Regions from separate parts of the Homo sapiens genome. Here all the other regions are linked to region 1. The links are chromatin contacts, found by Hi-C or POLR2A ChIA-PET in ENCODE. All regions are on one chromosome and are shown on one strand. The core of a region is the stretch at or near the end of the contact, and the rest is flanking DNA. Distances in the headings are between cores, read along the strand shown.

Region 1 (3,118 bases), core at 138-2,637:
AACTATTTATGTTTCTCAAGGTGAATGAGAAATCCCCTGTGGGAGGCTGAAAAAATGCCTTCCAAAGGTATCCATTCTCTAATCCCCAGAACCTGTAACTATGTTACCTTATATGGCAAAAGGGCCTTTGGATACATGACTAAGGAATGCAGACAGCCTGTAGATAGAAAGGGAAGAAAATGGATTCTCCTCTAGAACCTCCAGAAGGAATGAGCCCTGCTGGCACCTTGACTTTAGCCCACTGAAATTTATTTCGAACTTCCAGCCTCCAAAATTCTAAAAGAATAAATCTGTGTTTTTTAAAGCCACTAAATTTGTGGCAATTTCTTACAGCAGCAATAGGAAAGAAATATATTTCCCTTCCTAGACTTTTCTTCAAACTTAATAGCTGAACCTTAAACTCATTTATTCTAGGAGGGCTCCAGTCTTCAAAGAACCAGAGCATGGGTACCAAAGCCTCCCAGAGCTAGTTCTGGTCCCAGCTCAGCCACTTGTCTGTTTGGGTGACTATAGGTAAGTCATGCTCCCCATTCTTCTCATCGGTAAAGTAGGAAAGATAATAATACCTACCTTGCAGGGTGACCATGAGGCTCAGAGACAATGCGGTGAGGCATGAAATGGCCCCTGACACATAACTAGCCCTCATGCATGGTATTGGAAAACTCCAGGTTCAGGCAGGCAGGGTGAACAGTTTCTATTGCCAGGGGCTGGGGCATCTCGGTCTTGACTTAAGAGAGGCCAGCATTCTCCAGAGATGGAGGGTGGGGGCGCAGGCAGAAGGTCCTGTGTTCAGTCTGTGAGCAGAGTGAGCTACCCTCACTGTACAGGGTCATGCTGACCCAAACTCCCCTCTGGGAATATGGCCATACCCTCATTGTCCTTGTCCAGCCAGCATGGACACACCAAGCCTTTCTGCACTGCAGCAGCCCATGTGCCATAAGAAGAGAGAGAAGGAAGGGAAGACCACGTGCAGGACTCTGCATCTCCACACCACCCTGGCAGAGACACTGGCTACAGCAGGGCTCCAGTTGTCTGGGCTTCTGCCTTCGTGGTGCCCTCTTTTCAGAGAACATGGGATTATTTGTGGGAGAGAGTAGGGCACACTATGCCCCTTGCTTTTGGCCCTGAATCTGAACTATTTCTGTGGCAGCTGAACATGTCCAGGAGGAAACTTCCTGGTGAAAGGACTGTTAGCCTTGAGACCACATTTTGTGAAACAAAACAAAGCAAATGTTCTCTGAATGTCACCTGAAGACCTGACTTAAGCTTCATTTCCAAGAACATATTGCCTGTCAGAAAAACAAGTGCCATATAAGGAATTCCATTAATGAGCCGAGGCAGGCAGGCGCCTGGACACACCTTTTCTGCTGAGTGACTCATCTGCAGGAGGGAGCTCGATTAGAAACAAGGGCAGCTTGCACTGTACTACCTAGCCTAGGGCTTTGGGAAGGGGAATACGCCTATTCTATGAGACCTTCCTCATCACTCTAGAGACAATCTTGCTAATCCCTTCATGGCCAGTGCAAACTGGCCAGTGCAATGGAAAACCCTAATGCTACAATCTAGAATCTTGGATTTGGGGATGACCTTGAAGTCCTTAGACTTATATATAATGTTACATATGAAGAAATTGTGCCCCAGCAGGTGACTTATCCAAAGTTACCAGCTGCATGGTGACAGGTCAAGGTCTAGCTCTGAGCTCTGCTAAATCCTGGCTTGTGCTCTTGCCCTGCAGCATGCTAAGCTATCATTTGAACCCTTTGGGCATCAACACTAAAATGTAGTGGTACTTAGTTGATCAGTTTAGCCAACTAGCAGAGAGTAGGCTCAAGGAGTTGAATATATTTTTTGAGGCTGGGGAAGGGCTTGGGAGCGGGGCTATAAGTGCAGGGGGTGAAAGACAAGGTGTGACTTTAGCATAGTGAGAGTCTGCAAAGTACCAGGTCAAAGCAAATTTCTCCCCTTTCTCCAACTGTTGCACCAAGCTTGTAGCTAAACTTCTGTTGTCATTATTCTCTGGCCATTTTATATTCTAATTATTCGTCAACCAGTCATATTCTAGCACTTCGAAGGGAATAGGTGTGGATTCCAGACTTTCCAAAATTTTCAGAAAAAAGAACCTTGGTTACCATCCAATCCAACTGACAAATGAGTAAACTGAGACTTCAAAGATGCTAAGTGATTTGTCTATGGCAGTGCTTACCCAGTAGAGCTTTCAGCAATGTTGGAAATGTTCTATGTCTGTGCTGTCCAGTGTGGAAGCCAGTAGCCTTATGTGGCCATTGAGCACTGAAAATGTGGCTAGTGCTACTAAGGAACTGGTTTCTAATTGTATCTAATTTTATTTGATTTCGATTTAAATAGCCACGTGTGGCTAGTGGCTACCATATTGGATGGCATAGGTCTAAGGTCACAGAACTGAGATGCAACACAAGGCCTTCTCTGATTTTAAAGCATTTTTTTCTTTCCCCCCCACCCCCCATGCAGAACTCCAGATCCAGGTGGGCTCTTTCCATGGAGCCTGAGACTTATGATGCCAGGTGCCTGGACAAAGCTTCCAGGTAAGCAATAGTGGTTGCCGGTGTTCTGTGAGCTGTCCCAGAAGGCCAGGTAAGAAGGCACTTCATCCTAATATTTGGAAGTATGAGCTTCCCCGTGGTGAGAGGGGAATAGAGAAGCCCATGCATTTATTCTTTCTTTAATGAAACATTGAGTGTCTACTATGGGTCGGGTGTGTTCTAGCCACTGGGCACTACAATGGTTACTTGACATGTTTACTGCTTTGGTTCCCTAAAGATGAATGGTAAAAAGTGCCACATGAGCTCAGAGATGAGAGAGCCATTTGTCACTGGTTAAGAAGTCCCCAACTTCCTTTGGCAAATACTCTATGTCGTGCCGCAGAAACAGATGCCTGTGACAAGCTCACTGGGATCAGTACTGACAGAGCCTGTGCTCACTCAGCCCCTGCATCCAGCCTTTCAGACAACAGCTTGATTTCCTCTAGGTCCAGACTGGTTTCCTTCCATGAGGGACTGCAGTTAAATCACGGCTGGGAGGATGATCACAAGGGTTGTTTCAGTTTAATTTAGAGGTCCAAGCTCCATAGAGAGTAAGCCAC
Region 2 (2,913 bases), core at 341-2,840, 100 kb before region 1:
GAGTGGAATGCCCCTGGAAAGAGTATATGCTGTATGGCTGAGATTCTGAAATGATAAGATTTGTAGACTGGGGAAAATTCTTTAAAATGTTATTTTAATATAGAAGAAGTAGTGTGTGGAGGATGTAGGACTGTGTACAGAATGTAGGACTATAGACATCAAATGAATGACTGACTGAATAAACAAATAGCCCACTACTTGGCTGACAGTTTTTTACTCCCAGCTACATAAAATTTTGTGTTCGGAGTTGTGAGCCACACACAGAATGAATGAGAGTCCCTGCTCTCAAGGAGGCTTAGAGAAGCACGAGAGATAAGACTAAGCCCAGATACTGATAATAAAACAGGGAAATGATAGTGCCAGGGAAGCACAAAGTTCCCCTGTTACTTCAGATGGACTAACAAGAATATACCCAGCTGGAGAGGCTGAAGGTTGAGCTCACCAAGGAAGTGAAAATTTTGAACTTGTCTTTGCATGTATTCATATAGTTATTAACTTGACAACTGATTTAAGCACATACTAAAGACCCTCTTTTAGAGAGGTATCACAGAACACAGCATGTGCAGTTTTTGTCTTTAGGAACTTACTGTCTAGCAAGGGAGAGAGCCACCCCACTGATGACTGCACAAATCATTACTTAATGACAGGAGGGGTAAGTGTTATGAAGGAAAAGCACAAAGGATGTGAGAGTGTATAATAGGGAGACACTATGGAGTCTGCACCAGAGGGATTAGATTTGAATATACTGAGAGAGAGTGGGTAGCAGGGAGACCTTCTAGGTGGAAGGAAGGAGGAATAGAGCTGCACAGTAAAGCAGTCTAAGCTGGGCTGGAAGGGAAGACAGGAAAGGTAGACTAGTACCAGCCCTAGGAGGGCCTCTTCAGACGTCAAGACTCTAAAATTGATTTGTTAGGGAATGGAAAACCACAAAGGTTGAGGTAATCAAGAAGAACACTTGTGACCCAGTTGAGAACAAGGCCACGTGAGAATTACGTAGCTCTTGTTTTTGTACATAAAACCATGCTGGTCCCTGTGAGAGGCAAGACAAGACAAGATCAGCAGGAGAAGGGTTGGACGCATGGTACCTTTCCATGGAAATCCTGTCTGGGGTTCATGACCCAGAGTCTTGGTCTGTTTGCTTGTCTCACAGTGCACAAGAGGCAAGAGCTTAGAAAGCAGATCAGGGAAGAGTGGGGAGGAAGGTATTTGTGCATCCCTGTGGGGGAAAGGTGGGCACTTCCCAGCACAGCCCGGGACAGTGCGAGGAATGGCACAGAGGAACACTCTGCTTTTTGGTTCACAGTATGGCCAGGACAGAAATGAGACCTTTCTCTACATCCTGAGGTTTTATTTTCTTTGTCTTTCTCAGGTGGAGCAGTTAGGTCAGGCCAAGCCTGGCCCTGTTCTGATACAGCTCACCTAGCAGATTTGAAGTTAGACTATTTACAACAAGAAGAAGGCATGCCCTGCCATGGCAAAACCTCACCAGGTCTCCCTGTATGATTCTTGAATGTCTTCTTTAGCAAGGTTACACCTGGCACACAGACCCTATCAGCCACTGACTGCATTCCTTACAAACCCAAACCCATTGGTGGGCAGAGCGGGAAGGTGGCTGGCCACCATCCAGACAGTAAACAATAGAGGCAATTATTATGCAGCCATTAATCTTGTCAATTACACATTAACCCAGGCTGTGTGTAAACAGGAGCACAATCCTCATTCTTTTTCTCTGCCTTTCTCAATGGCTTCCCACCCCACCTCCTCAGAAAATAAAAAGGGACTGCATTCTACCACATTCTCAATATCATCCTTAATTCCACTTTTTCACTTATGGAAACAATCATACCAATCTGGAAATTCCTTTAACCTGTGTATCGATTTTATCTTTTTGTGTGTGTGTGTGATTTCTATTACATATGATACTCTGCTGAGTGCTTGGGAAGCTGATTTTGCTGTTTTCTACAAATCTATGGTTCCTTTTTCACTTTGAACTCCCCAGTTGAAAAGGCTATATTCATATATATTACCTCATGAGGTAATATAATGATTGATAGCACAAATTTATTACATGTTTTGAAGTCGCTTTCTAATATACCTGGATAAGGATCTATTTCCTATTCATCTTCATCTGGGTAGATGCCACCCAAAGACATCCTTGTCCACTTAAAAACCTGTAGCAGTTGGCTTTGTGGTCAAAGGAGATTTTTGTTTTTTAAAGTGAGGAGCAGTTCTGGAAGCAATTAGATCTGGCATTGTTCAGGGCAGATGGTGAAGTGGGCAGAGATTCTCTTCAAAGCCTCTAGCCTTTCATTTTCCTGTGCTCACTCTTCCTTTAGTACACTTGACCTCTCCTTTCCCTCCTCCTCCTCCAAAGCCATCTCTAAGAAATGGCCCACGTCAGTCATTTATCTCTTCCTGGGCATTAAAGAGTCTGGGGAATGCTCATTCCTGCTGTGTTTTCACTGAAAGCCTTATCTTTAATTGTGGAATGAAAGGAATTTCAGGTATTGGATCACAGCTCAAAGTTCAAGTTTTTAACGTTCTATTCACATAGCAGTCAGGAAAAAAAAATCCTTTTTGATTGGAAGGAGGGCAGTTTTCACAGGCCCTCTTCTCAGGCTCTGGTGGTGATCCGTCTCTGTTCTCTCCTCTTTGTGGAGCCATTCTGGAAGACAAGGCTTGAGGTTGGGGTGGGCAGGACAAGTAGCACAGAGATTTCTCAAACGTTGCTGGATAAGGTGTTTGAGACCGATTTCAGTAGAACCCTAATACACATTAGGTAAGATTTCTGAATCAGGAATGTGAGAAAGGTCTGTTGAAACTGGGCATCAATACCCTTTTTCCTTGGGATATGTCAGGGAATTCCCCAAGAGGCTTCAATGTTCAGGGCAGCCCTGCTACCCTATTTTTTGG
Region 3 (2,902 bases), core at 68-2,567, 120 kb after region 1:
TAAAAGAAATTAACTCCTCATCCCCTGCTTCCTATTCCCTTTTCTGTTTTATTTTGACAGGCATCTGTGTGGATGGGGTACCTTAAGTTTGCTGTGGTAAAAATATTGTGATAATATCATGTTGTGTGTTCTCTTGCCCTGCTGTGATGGTTAATACTGAATGTCAACTTGATTGGATTGAAGAATGCAAAGTATTGATCCTGGGTGTGTCTACGAGGGTGTTGCCAAAGGAGATTAACATTTGAGTCAGTGGACTGGGGAAGGCAGACCCACCCTTAATCTGGTGGTCACAATCTAATCAGCTGCTGGCTAATTTTCTGTCTGGCTAAGCAGACAGAAAAACGTGAAAAGGCAAGACTGGCCTAGCCTCCCAGCCTACATCTTTCTCCCGTGCTGGATGCTTCCTGCCATCAAACACTGGACTCCAAGTTCTTCAGTTTTGAGACTGGGACTGGCCCTCCTTGCTCCTCAAGCTTGCAAATAGCCTATTGTGGGACCTTATGATCATGTTAGTTAATACTTAATAAACTCCCCTTTATATATATAATATCCTATTAGTTATGTCCCTCCAGGGAACCCTTACTAATACACCTGCCAACATAAGAACCAGAAGGAAGAAGTGCAGACGAGCTGGAAGAGTAAGGTGCATGAGTAAATATGAGCTGAGCTACTCAGAATTTTGACAGGACCAATAATTCCTGAAACCTTTGATGTCTGTTTTATACATACACACACACACACACACACACACACACACACACACACACACACTGACCTCCCACAGTGTGCCAGTTAAAACAATGAAATCCCAGAAGAGTTAACTTGACCGAGTCTGAGAAAGCATTACTAGATATCTAAGGACAAAGAAAGAACAAAACTATTTTTAAAAATCTGAAAATGTTAAAAGCTCCAAGAAAAGAGTTAAGATGTGTCTTAAGAATTCAAAAGCCCTCAAAGCTAGCAGATAATAAAGAGAAGAGTGAGTTGACAGTGACAACAAGGCAAATTCTGGCCTTGAATTGCAATCTTTAGGTTCCAGGCTTAGGACTCTCAGAAATTTCATAGCTCCTTGGTTTTGAAATAATGTAAACAATGGCCTAGAAAGACATTCCTGAGAAGTAGACTGGACTGCAGATAAGAAGCTGGACCCAAGGCTCAGGCTGGTGTTAAGACTGTGCAATCTACTTCTCTGTGAAACTTTCTTGGGGGTGAGAAGTTTAGAGTCAACAACTGGAAGAACTCTGTAGAGAGGCGTGGCCCAATTGCTGCTTCCTCTTTTCTCCTGGGGGCAAGTTTCATCAGTCTCAGAGCCCTGCTGTTTGTCATGGGAAATGGGGTGATGGCTGTAGTTCCTGTCTCAGTCTTATTGGTCGATCATACCCTGTCAGCGACCTAGGACATGGTAAGCACTCAAGCACACCATAATTATTTAATATTGATGCAGGGGCTGCCACGACTTAACAATATATTAATGACCAATATTTCATTACTGTGGGTTTGGGGACAGTCAGCCTTAATAGCAGGAGGCTAAACCAGAGTGACTAAAGAGCATCAGAGGATTTCGGATAGCACAGGCGGCAAAGGTCCATAGTGAGACAGCCACGGGGCAAAGGCAACTGGCTTTCTTTACTGAAGAACTACTTTGTGTCGGAGAACCTACTATAAGGAGTTATATTAGAGGTGAAGTTTCTCATGCATGGAGAGACTAGGAGTGATGGTTGACCCCAATATCTTTTTTTTTTTTTTAGAAACAGGGTCTTGCTCTGTGGCTCAGGCTAGAGTGCAGTGGCATAATCATAGCTCACTGTAGCCTCGAGCTCCTGGGCTGTAGGGATCCTCCTTCCTCAGCCTCCTGAGTAGTTGGAACTACAGGTGTGTGCTACTGCATCCAGCTAATTTTTAAAAACTTTTTTTGTAGAGACAGATTCTCACCCCCTTGCCCAGGCAAGTACAGAGATCCATGTACTGGCGCGGTGGCATAGTGGCTCATGCCTGTAATCCCAGCACTTTGAAAATCCTAGGTGGTAGGATTGCTTTAGCTCAGGAGTTCAAAATCAGCCTGGGCAACATAGCAAAAACATGTTTCTACAAAAAATATTTTAAAATGTAGCTGAGTGTAATGGTGCATGCCTCTGGTCCCAGCTACTCAGGAGACTGAGGCCAGAGGATCATCTGAGCCTAGGAGGTCAAAGCTGCAGTAAGCCATGATCACACCACTGCACTCCAGCTTGGAAGACAGAGCAAGACCCTGTCTCAGAAAAAAAAAAAAATGTTTAAAGAAGACAATTAATTTAGATATTTCAGGATTCCCACAAAATATCAGCAGCTAATAAAATCCTGTGCTAGGCCTTACCAAGACAAAATAACATTTAGCCCTATATTTGATGCCTCTCCCATAAAGTCTCAATTTTCTATTGCTATTTAAAAAAATGATGCCATGAAAATACAAAGCAGCTGAAATGAATTATGAGTCCTTTTCGGGGAGGAGAAGGGGGAAAATCTTTCCCCAGGGGCACATTTTTTAAAGTTCCTCTTTCTATTTGAAATGCTTCCTGACTTGAAGCCTTGCAAGAATTTCACAATTAGATGGGTGCAGGGAAGAACAGTTCTGCAGAGTAGCAGAACATTTCTTGCAAATTAAAAAATTATTTGGTTCTGTCGCTAACCTTATTCAAAACTCACTCAATGGTTTACAAAATGCCGGTTCCTCTTAGTTATTTCTTATCAGTGTTCTTATGCAGAGAAGTGTATAAAATACACTGTATAAAATTATGAATGCTAATTGCAAGATTTTCAGGTTCTTAATATTAACAAAGATACATCATAAGCCATCTTTGTTAATCAGCAAATTAAACCTATTACACCAAGTCGACTTCTAAGATTTGTCAAAGTATAATTATTT

Evidence for each region. Hi-C counts contacts between places; a loop is a spot of excess contacts on that map. ChIA-PET counts read pairs that join two places held with the same protein, here RNA polymerase II (POLR2A). Pooled maps may share reads with other maps.
Region 2: a map of Caco-2 shows a loop between it and region 1 (10-fold over the local background). The contact joins two enhancer-like sites. A Hi-C loop is called at or near these places in 3 of 168 maps with a recorded cell type or tissue (Caco-2, Calu3 and PC-9) and 2 of 50 pooled maps. POLR2A ChIA-PET finds 5 or more read pairs at or near these places in 4 of 52 experiments (MCF 10A, OCI-LY7, PC-9 and 1 more).
Region 3: a loop to region 1 is called in a map of DLD1, with 5 times the contacts of the local background. The contact joins two enhancer-like sites. A Hi-C loop is called at or near these places in 1 of 168 maps with a recorded cell type or tissue (DLD1). POLR2A ChIA-PET finds 5 or more read pairs at or near these places in 3 of 52 experiments (MCF 10A, activated B cell and activated naive CD4-positive, alpha-beta T cell).

What each region holds. Positions count from the first base shown.
Region 1 is chr5:56,532,525-56,535,642 of GRCh38, reverse strand. C5orf67 (chromosome 5 putative open reading frame 67) reads left to right here. Exons shown (of 6, transcript NR_161255.1): 3 at 415-513; 4 at 2,488-2,561. Among named protein-coding and RNA genes, the nearest start is that of LINC01948, 52 kb to the right of the region's middle. RefSeq lists an enhancer at 890-1,442. Within about 2 kb of position 1,387, at least 4 of the 41 ENCODE cell types and tissues checked have a DNase peak (open chromatin) inside an H3K27ac peak, as active enhancers do; they include PC-9, where a contact is called at or near this core.
Region 2 is chr5:56,637,113-56,640,025 of GRCh38, reverse strand. No RefSeq gene overlaps it. Among named protein-coding and RNA genes, the nearest start is that of C5orf67, 32 kb to the right of the region's middle. RefSeq lists enhancers at 2,270-2,564, 2,172-2,741. Within about 2 kb of position 1,590, at least 7 of the 41 ENCODE cell types and tissues checked have a DNase peak (open chromatin) inside an H3K27ac peak, as active enhancers do; they include PC-9, where a contact is called at or near this core.
Region 3 is chr5:56,413,891-56,416,792 of GRCh38, reverse strand. No RefSeq gene overlaps it. Among named protein-coding and RNA genes, the nearest start is that of LINC01948, 66 kb to the left of the region's middle. RefSeq lists an enhancer at 1,409-1,458. Within about 2 kb of position 1,317, at least 16 of the 41 ENCODE cell types and tissues checked have a DNase peak (open chromatin) inside an H3K27ac peak, as active enhancers do.